2 separate regions of the Mus musculus genome follow, and region 1 is linked to region 2. A link is a loop called in an ENCODE intact Hi-C map of the cell type or tissue named here. Cell type or tissue: left cerebral cortex. All regions are shown on one strand. Each heading gives the region's core, and the rest is flanking DNA. Links, peaks and the distances in the headings are about the cores only. Region 1 overlaps Gm34489 (a long non-coding RNA gene). Region 2 has its middle 75 kb from the start of Gm34637.

What was found. Hi-C counts contacts between places; a loop is a spot of excess contacts. Peaks named below come from ENCODE experiments on the same cell type or tissue, not always from the same donor. Only the 100,000 strongest peaks of a DNase experiment are listed, where the experiment ranks them.
Region 1: it touches region 2 in a loop (2.2-fold over the local background); 4 of 42 quality-filtered maps call a loop at or near these places.

What each region holds. Positions count from the first base shown.
Region 1 is chr12:12,436,826-12,442,195 of GRCm38, reverse strand. All of the region lies in intron 1 of Gm34489 (a long non-coding RNA gene), which reads right to left. Among named protein-coding and RNA genes, the nearest start is that of Gm34489, 18 kb to the right of the region's middle. In left cerebral cortex, for the core only: a CTCF peak has its summit at 2,549 (motif pointing right); a DNase peak (open chromatin) is centred at 1,137.
Region 2 is chr12:12,592,488-12,597,872 of GRCm38, reverse strand. No RefSeq gene overlaps it. Among named protein-coding and RNA genes, the nearest start is that of Gm34637, 75 kb to the left of the region's middle. In left cerebral cortex, for the core only: a CTCF peak has its summit at 2,286 (motif pointing right); no DNase peak of the experiment used is centred there.

The DNA of each region.
Region 1 (5,370 bases), core at 1-5,000, 160 kb after region 2:
CTGGCTGTTAACCTAGCTACAGGTTCAATGAAAGAGTCTATCTCAAAGGAATAAAGCAGAGATTAGTGGAGCAGGATATCTAATGTTGTCTTCTGGCCTCTGCACATGTACAGGTAGCCATACCCACATACACATGCATGCATATACCACACAAATACACCAAGAGGAGGGTAGGAGGAGAGAGGGGGAGAAACAGACAAACAGAAAAGAGGGGGTAGAGAGTCCTGTGCTCTCTGTTGGTTCTCTCAATAAACTAACTATATAGCCTAGGTCTCAAGTTCCTTCCATTACAAAGATCTAACTTGTTGGTTTTAAATGTTCTAAAAAGATGTGTGTTCTAGGTTGAGGTCATTATAGACCTAATAAGGGTAGTAGTCAGATATAAGTATATTTTGGAATGAATGTGCTATAACAAGTGCACACTTTGTGAATGGGCAACTCCTCCCATGCAGTAAGATCACATTGAAATGCAGGAGTTTCAGAATGAAGACTTGATCTGTGGGTAAAGCCTATTGATGAATGGGATTCTGATGTGCTCAGTGATACCAATGTTCAGCTTGCATGGACCAGTTCTTGCTCATTCCATAGATTGATATTTAGGTCCCCAGAGCGACTTCTCCAATATTGTATGTTTAGCAATTCAATTAGTCACTCCCCAGCGCTGCGTTCTAATTGATTATTTTTCAGTCTCTGTTGGTGATAAAGATAATAGATGTTTTTTGTGGAGTAAATTGGCTTCTTTACTTAATATCAGTTTCTTGGTGTCATTGCCCAGCAAATAAGTGGTGAAGCATGGTGCTATAAATAGCATTATGTTTGGAAGAAGGGGAAAAATAGCTGTGTTTCCTGACACCGCACATTTCACGCCATTTTAATTACCACAAACGTCCATGCTTGTCTCAGAGATGTGCAGAGAATTGGGAACACCCGAATATTTATCCACGCTGCTATGCCCACTGGCTTGGGATGCAGCCTTGCTCCGGTGTAGCCAGGCCTCTGCAACCCTCTGACACTGCAAGAACAGAAGGCAAACGTGCTGCTAGTGAATGTCAACCAGATGTGACTTGGAAATTTGTGCTGCTGCAGCCATGAATAAAAGGAGAGACACCTGTCTCCCCAAGATAAACAGTTAGAATCTGAAAAAAAAGAGAGAGAATGGAGTGCTGTAATTTTGCCGTTCAGCAAACACCTACACACATTCACACAGTTCACAATCCATGCAGTGTTAGAAAATGCACAGGGATAAGATTACTTTAAGGCATTTTCTGAATGTTAGATTTTTCTGTTTCTTTTTCCTGGGCAGGCAGATTTATTCTCTCCAGTAGCCAACATCTGTCCATTTTGGCTGTGGTTCCCTATCTTCTCTACCCCTTGTTCACCAGCTTTAGAACTTAGAGCCGCTGTCCTCTCCGTGAACGCTGGACCATTTCTAGCTCCTGGCATGCACTTTAACTTGAGAACTATGTAGAAATAATGTGCTCCAGCACTAGGAATCCAGCTATAGTCCTTCGTTCTTTTTTTTTTTTTTTTAATTTGGGATGAAAATTCTGTCTCATGTCCAGAAATCTCTATTGTTCCCAGTTTGTGTTAGCAATAGGAAAGTGTACACTGGTAGACACACATATGATTTTCTCGAACCTCTATACACCTTTCCCATAGGAAGAGAAGTCTAGATGGATTTAAACACAATCAAATGTAAAACTTCAGTATCTAACAATGCTTTAGAGCAGTTTTGTGGATTAAGTAGGAGATAGAGAGGGAAAAGCTTCATTTCCCATAGTAACATGGAAGTAATTTTTTAAGAAAAGGTGGAAGTTGAACATCTGAGGTCTAGAAAAGGCCCAAGGGGATTACCAAGGACGAAAGAAACCAAACCAGCACAGAAACTCAGCGACTTGGGAGGGAACGTTCATACCTGGCTCAGAAGATTCAGCCAGTGGACATTAGCTGATGGACATCCAGACTAAATACCAGAAAATATGGCAGCAAGGATGAATAGCAACATCACTCAAAGCAATTTAACTGAACATAAGCTTAATAAAAGCCATCAACTAGAAATAGCCACCTAAGCCCATATTAGGGCCAGAGAAGGGTTGTATACACTAAGACAACTTCTCTGTAGTCTATTAAGTGTGCATGGCTCCTGGAGGGCAAGAGGACCCGATGCATCAAGATTTGGTGTCCTGTGGCACCCCCAGCCACAGATGGCCTCATAGGAAGAGCTCTGAGGTTATTCCATCTCCATGCACAGCTCTCCCTGTCATTGTATAGGATAATTTTCCAGAGTATCACAGGTGACTCTTATTAACTCTTCAACAAAGCTTCATCCCAGCCCCAGGGAAACTTTGGCTTGAATATGTGATCTTAGTCCTAGGTGTGAGAGCTCCTTGTGTTAGCTATGTCAACATTATATGATTATGTTAAAAGTTTCTTTAAATTCTGATATCTTAGTCAATACATCACTCAGTAACTTTTTAAAGATTTATTTACTTTGCTATGTATAATTGTGTTTGACCTACATGTATGTCTATGCACATGCATGCAGTGCCTGAGAAGGCCAGAAGAGGGTATCACATCCCTTGGGACTGAAGTTAGAGGTAGTTGTGAGCTGCTGTGAATCAAACCTAGGTCCTAGGGAAGAACGGAGTGTAGCAAACTACAGAAGCATCTCTCCAGCCCTCAGCATACATTTTTATGTTGTCCCTATTGTTCTTTTTATGTATTAGCTAATCTCTCCAAAATCTCCTGGTTACTGACTCCTCATATTAGACTGCTTTCCTTTTTCAAATTGCTGTGTGGTTTTGTTATACTGATTGAATCCAGACTCAAAACATCCAGCAGCTGTACTGGGTGGACAGAACTTAATCAAGACAAACATGAAGGGGGAAGATGTACTAAAGACAGAATTAAAGCACTTAGATTCACATTTTCCATATTCATTATGTTTGGATCTTAAATACACCCTTGAAAGGCTATATGTTAAAGGCTTGGTCACCAGCTGGTGGCATTGCTGGGAAGTTGTAGACATTCAGGAGTTGAAGGCTGGTGAGAAATGGTAGATTGTTTGGGAAACATTAGGACCCTGGACCCTTGCTCTTTCTTATTTTGCTTCTTGCAGTTTCTTTGATCGCACACTCTAAGCCTGGGCCCAAAGGAACAGAACCAATCAACCACACACAGAACCTTCTGAAACCCTGAGCAAAAACAAACCGCTCTTCTGTAAAAGCAGTTTATTTGGCTGTGATCTTACAGTAATGGAAAACTGACACATTTATATTATTTTCAAGGGTAATATAGTAGTAGTAATAAACTAGTAATAATTACACATGATCTAATTATAGATCCCTTGGTGTGGAAACTGTGTCTGATTCTTTCACATGGCTTATAACATTATAGTAGGTAGTGGATGAGAGAAGAGATGCTACCCAACAATGGCCAGCCAATCTACTTAACAACAGCTGAGAGCTGAAGAGAAAGACCAGTTCTCCCTGCAGGACTTTGGCAGTAATGATATATTAACTTAAAAAAAATAGTGACAGTACTAGAAAAAAACATTAAGCAAATGGTATGAATGAACAGTATATGAATGGCATATAGCTAAGGGATTTCAAAACCTGTATAAGGTAGGTATTATGCCTGACACATGGAAGGGGTTCTATAATTTGTCTAATTATTCACACAACTAACAAGTGGCCTAAGCCAGTCTGTCTACACCATTACCACCCTTGACCACAACAAACAAGTCACAATAAAAACTCCTTCCAATGCTCTAGAGAAAGGGTCGATAGTGGACTTTACATGTTTCTACAGAGATAGTTTCTTTATAAATCAAATGCCTTTCACTGAGAGTCAGGAGGAAAGGTTTCCTGATTGACTTATTGAGTACCGAACTGTTCTGGGTACTTACTGACAAATTCTCTATCACTGGGGTCCTGCCTCTGCAGGGTACTTATCTCTTTTATATCCTCAAGTGGTTGTGGTTTCAAATATCTGTAAGGAGAGTTAGAATTTATTGGTAAGATTCTTGCTGGGGACCCCCAAAATAACTTCTCATTCTTTTGAAGATCTCTTTTGATTCTTGGCCATGAGATGTCATTGAAAAGTCAGTCTGGCTCTCTTCTAAGTTTTCTATGTTGAAGTACTTTTTATTCCGGAGATTTTAGAATCTAGCAACAATAGAACCCCTCTTGAGCTTTAAATTGACTTGACCCAGAAGGTGCTTAATGGAGTCTTCCACATGGAATGCTTCATTGCTCCAGTCTTTTTCTCCAAGACTCTACTCAAATAGGATGTCCATTCTTAGATGTCTCCAGTCTCTCAGTAGAGCAACAGTTCTCTGGTCTCCTCTCCTTGCCCAAGATTTCTGTCATAACTTTACATGATTCCCTGGGACTTAGGAGGCAGAAGTTGCTTCATACTCATATCCATTTGTCACAGCCTAATGTTATGACGAGGGGTTAGTAGGTGCTCAATGAGCGTGTATTATGGAAGTGAAAAACTAAACAGTGACTATATCATGATCTTCCCTAGTGTATATGCTATCTAAATGACTAGGACAAATCATATCACTCCTTTCTACTTATTGAGTCGTCATTTAAAATGAGTCAGTATGGTTAGATGATGTCAGAGAGCCTTCAATTTCTGGGATCTTGTGCGTATATGAGTCAGTAAACATTTCCTATATGCTGACTCTGAGTTTGCCTATGAAATCTTTAAACAGTCGAGACATTTATTATAGTACTAAATGTTAAATAATGACCTTGACACCAAAGTTCTCAGAAAACTCCTATTCATCTCACTTCTAGAGACTACTGGCTCCAAATGCTAATGAAATACTCTGGCTATGGGCGAGAGTCTACTGTACAGTAAGAACACAGCCACATTACCCAAGCAACCTTTTAGCCTTCCTGTCTCATCTGTCACAGCTTTGGAAGTTTTGATACCAACTTACAAATCTGAGCCCAGCATTTACTTGGCTCATATGACAGTGTGAGGAAGACCTACTACACTTGTCTTTTCCATTCTCATTGCTTAGTATAGTAAGGGACCAGATGCTATCTTGCTGCCTTTGTTTGAGTTGTTCTAAGAAACATCTGCCCATAATATCTATCGGAAATGTTCTCTTCTCCCCACTTCTATCCTGAGCTGAAGAGACCAGAAAAGCAAAGTTGAGTTTTTCCTAAGAAATGTACATTGAAGCATTAGCACACAAGGCCAAACTTGGAATTTATGAGAAAATGCAATTGGATGGAAGGTTAAGCTCACAGGGACATATGCTCTCATACCCAGGGCAAGCAGCCCAGACCCCCTTAAGTCCTGGGACCTTGGGCACCATTAGAGTATTATCACTGGAGGTTTTCCATTTATCAG
Region 2 (5,385 bases), core at 267-5,266:
CCTGATCTCCACTTGAATGTGTACACACATGTTGCCACATGCATGTGACCTTCACACATATACATACATACACCGAGAGAGACAGACAGAGACAGAGACAGAAACAGAGAGAGAGAGAGAGAGAACATACTGAATGTCTGCTGTGTTCTATTTTAGATGTGGTACCTAGTGCTAACAATCTAGAAGTGGATACAGCCTTGGAGTCTATGCTAAGTTAGAATATAGAAAGCATGTAATTTCCACCAAACAATGGAAATGGGGGTGCAGCAGGAGCAGCACAAAGGATGGAGAGCACAGTAGAAGAGACAGATTATCTTATGGGTGTTTGCAGGCTTCGTAAGGAAGAGGAGGCTTGACTTTGGCCATTAGAGATGAGAGAGTATCTCCTAGGCAGATACAAAGGCCAGACATGCCTGCCAGCACAAAGGAAGAATGGCAGGCACAAATGTATAAGAGTAATAATGGGCCATAGTAGCCCATTACTACATCAAAAACTCGTGTGTGTGTGTGTGTGTGTGTGTGTGTGTATGCACGCGTGTACACTCCCACAAAACGGGGGTAGGGGAATGTTGGGTCTTGAGTGAGGGTGGAAAAATCAGATTGTTGGAAGCAACCTAGGAGTGGTCACAGACACTATGGCGCAAAGACTGGAGAGAAGGCCCAGTTGGTAAAAGACTTGCCCCACAGGCATGAGAATCTGTGCTTGAATCCCCAGAACCTATGTGAAAGCTGGCTGTGGAAGTGTGTGTGTCAGGGCATGTCATTCTTTCAGAACCCAAGAAACAGAGTCAGGAGGATTCCGGGAGCTCACCATCTTTTCAGTGAGTCCCTGGTTCCAGTGAGAGACCCTGTCTCAAAGAATAAAGTTTGATTGAGGAGGACACCTGGTGTTGACTTCTGAACCTACTCATCCACAAAGTTACTAATACCCAAAATGAAATGTGTCTGATCCGGTAGATCTGGACAAATCCTGAAGTTCTGCCTAGAGTTTAGTCTCTGCATTGGCATCATTTAATCAGCCTACTCTGTCCAGTTGTGTTTTCTCTAGAGCAGTGGTTCTCAGCTTGTGGGTCGGGATCCCTTTGGGGGGGTCACATAGCAGATATCCTTCATACCAGATATTTACAGTGAAAATTCATAATAATAGAAAAGTTATGAAGTTGCAGCCAAAATAATTTTATGGTGGGGGTCACCATAACATGAGGAGCTGTATTAAAGAGGTGCAGCACTAGGAAGGCTGAGAACTACTGAGCTAGAACTTAGTATTCAGATCTTCCAGCTTGTGTGATTAATGCATATTTGTGAAAAGAAACCATGGACTGTATTGGTGGAACATGAGCTTGTATAGACTGTACAAACGTCTTGCCAGACATTTGTTAGAATTGGTCCCTAACATCCCAGTCTCAACAAAACACCTCTAGTGGTCTTGAGACCATTGGACGTGGTATCTTCTGTGAAGCAAAGCAGGAGAAGATATGGAATTGGAGGAAGGGGAGCCTGCCTGGGTGACAGGGCTGCTGGACTCTTGCTGTCGTTGAAGTTTCTGTTGTGTGCAGGTTCATTTCCCTTCCACAATCATGGCTTAGCCCTGCTCTCTGCCTCACTTTATGCTAAAGAACAGATGAGATGATGCAGATAAAAGCATTTGGTGAAGGAAAGTCACAGGCAAGGAAAGGACCAAGTGCTGAGCATTGCATCAACCCAGAAGCCAACCAATAGGTCCTCTTCACTGCAGTACCAATAGTCATTGCTACAAGCACCTAAGTCCTTACAGAGACAAGTTTGGGCTCCTGATGAGTGCTGAGCTCTGTGTTCTATTCAGAAGAATAAGACAAGATCCTTGACTCTCAGGAATCCTTGCTGAAGAGACATTGGGATGGTGAAGTCAGTTCATCCATTCAGCATTAGGACTATGATACATTCTCCTGATGCGGTGACCACTCCAGGTGTCAGAGGTGACCCTTTCTTTGAAAACGGAGTAGTGAATGATAATTTCTGTCAGCTCAGGGAGTACGTGTTTGTTCAAATACCTCTACCACTGAGATCTATCCCTGGCTCAGAGAATGTCTTTAGGTCACAGGAACCAGAGTAAGGGAAGACTGACTGATACTTTGAATATTACCTGGGAGTTCAAAGAAATCCAAAACCCTTGGGCCTTTTCTTTCTTGGGATGATTCTTTGCTGAGAAGAGAGAACTATACTCTCTATATTGTAGAATGCTTAGCTGCATCCTTGGTCTCTATCCACTAGATGCCAGTAGCATGTTCTCCCTAGTGGTGAAGCCCAATATTGCTGGACATCGACATGTTTCCTGATGAACAAAATCACCTTGTCATTGACAATCATTGGGTTTCTCTTAACATGGCTCCAGTCTGCCACCCAAACACACTCGGGAATCTATCAGAAATGCTGGTTGCCAGACCTGCTGAGCTGATCATGTTTTACCACGCCCTACAGGTAGTTCTGGGAACATTAAAGACATAAGAGAGTCTTATGGCCCTGTTCCCAGGGCACCAGAAGATCATTTGGGAAACTTTGGCTGTGGTATATTGTTCTCCATCCTGCACCAGTGAAATCAGAGCACTAGCAGTTAGGACCAGGTGATTGCAAAAGCACAACTCAAGTTGAGGGCCAGTCAAGCCAAACACAGGAGGGATGCATCCAGATTTATAGAGGAAGCAAGCAGGGAAGAACCAGACCCTGAGGTTCTTGACTTGGCCACTAGGAAGATTTAAAGGTAACAGCCTGGACCCCGAGTAATTCCATACCTACACAGCATGTATAAATACATCTTTGATCAAGCATGCTGGTTGTGTGCAAAACACTATCGTCTCTCACATATCTGCCCAACAGATTTCACAGGTAAGTTTTAAACAATCCACTCTTTCTCATCTTCCGAGCACTGTGAGGAATCTGGGACACAGATGTACTTCATTTTTGTCCACTGTCTCCACCCCCAACACCCTAAGGTCAGAACATTTGTTGATTGCTTTTCACAGGGCACCATAGGTGACATGGTCCTATCAAGAAACAGCAGAAATGTCAGCACTCATATGAAAATGTATGTCATGGGTGATAACCCGTGTAGTCACTCAAGTACCACAGGACAGAAATAGCTGAAGGAGCTTTGGAAACTCTTTAGGGGAAGATAGGTGGTAAGTGGGCTTCACAAACTTTTCTCAGCCTCCTCACACACTGTACAAAACAAGATCAGAGCTTGACTCCTGGTGAAAGTGAACATTATCCATAGAAGATTCCCATACTCTGTCAGAACCCGAGTCCAAATGTCCCACGAACTGCTCACACCAATGAACTTAGTATTATTCCCAGTGTTCTGTGGAAAGGAATTCATCTCTTCTTTGCAGTTGTGCAAATTAAGACCCAGAAATATTTTACTCCTTCTTGTTCAGTTGACCTTTAAATGTATTCTGGATGTTGATACCTGAAGTCATGCAGTAGATACATGGTAGCTTTTGCCAGTCCAGATGGCCAAAATCGAAACAGACAGACAGACAGACAACATATCATGTGGGATTGAGCCAGTTATTCATTCTATACTTTGCAATGCTGGAGATAGGGTCTGAAAATAACATTTTCCAGCATGTCTTAATAGATGGTTACATCCTGATACCAGTGGGTGGCATGGGCTTCCATCTTGTTTTGGAACTCTTACAGCAACAATAGAGAGGTCCAGCCCTAGTGGATTTTGGTGATCAAGTGCATAGTGTGCTCTCTACAATACACTACACTTGGCATCAGTCACGTAGGGACTGCATGAACCCCAAGTCTTTATGTTTCCTGTGACCATGCTCTTGCCATACTTAGATGTCCAAGCACTATTTTGGGTGTTTGCAGAGACCCTGGGCACACATATGTGACAGGCGTTTGGTGGTCTTCTGTACCCCTTCTTGAGTTCTAGATCTTAGTAACCAAACTTAATTCCTTTTTGTTCTTCAAATCTACAGCTAGTCTTGGCTGGCTGAGTAAACTTGATACCAATTTTAGAAAATTGTGTTAGCTTTTCCATGCCTGTCTAACCCGTCTTAAATAAACTTAGAGTGCAATAACCTGGATTCTCACTGGATCTTGACTGATTTAAGTAAGTTAATCTTGGGGAAGGCTTTCTTAAGAAAGGAACACAAATGAAAATTAGATAATGAGGAGGAAAAATCCAGGTGAAGGAGGGAAGAAGGGTGGCAAGAAGGAGGAAAAACAGGTGCCAGATTCCAGCACTGTGAGGATGCTTGCTGCAGTGTGAAGTCACTTCCTGTAATGTGAGGACACTTCCTGCAGAGTAAAAGCACTCCCTGTGTGTGAGGGTACTTCCTGTACTGTAAAGATACTTCCTGTAGTGTGAGGGCACTTCCTGCAGTGTAAACTCACCTCATTACCAGAGCAGAGCATGGAATAGGGAAGAAGTAAACGGTTGGCATAGTATGTGGGGCAGACTGTACTTTGAGAGGTCTTGGGCCTCTCTTCAGGGTTACTCAGTATGTCCCTATAAGTGGCGCCATCCCATACATGTCCTTCAAAAGTTTTTCATGTGATGTCCTTGCCCAGCGGTGCCATAGTGATGTCTTCTTAACCATCAAAGACTGGGTGTTGTCTGTGGAGACATGTTTTAGAATCGATATGTGAAACTGAGGTGGCTATGGTTATCTATCAGGACAAGAGAGAAGCTCTCATGATGTCACCTGGAGTTAGAGCTTTCTGTTTAACCATTCCTGAAGTGAAGAAGTTGGACCATATAAAGGATTCTTAGCCTGGCATCTGAGACTTCTGGGTGATCATCCCTGGATGTGCAATAGGGATGACAGAGACCGGGTTTAAACAAAAGTGATTGTTCCACTACCTACACACTACTCCTTTGTCCCACAGGGAAAAGGCCGTCCCTCGTATTCTCTAGAGGGGTATGAATCCCCTAGTGCCTACAATAAATACACTTGCAGTGTTTGCCACTGACTTGAATTACTGGGTTGTTCGGGGAGCTGGGTTCTCAGAATTTCTGTCGCCTGAGAAGTATATGTTGATCATCTGGAGGTGGCTGGCCACTTCTCAGAATTGGCTTCTTCTCATTCACCAAGGCAGCCACTCCATTGCTTTGGTCGGTACTGCAAGTCTGGAGGCTACTTGTTCACTAAGACCTCTGAACCCAGTGAGGCAGCAGATGAGATGGCCCTATACTGGCCTTATCACTTGTCCAGCAGTTCGTGAGGCCACCATAATGCGCACAATCTCATGCACAGTGTAAGACTGCCTTTGGGAGGCAGATCCTGATGACTGGCCATTACCTCTACTTGCCTCACTGACCTGCAACCCTGGCAGACACTGCCATACAGATATTCTCTCTCCCCTCTCTCCCATTTCTTGCTATATAACAGAACT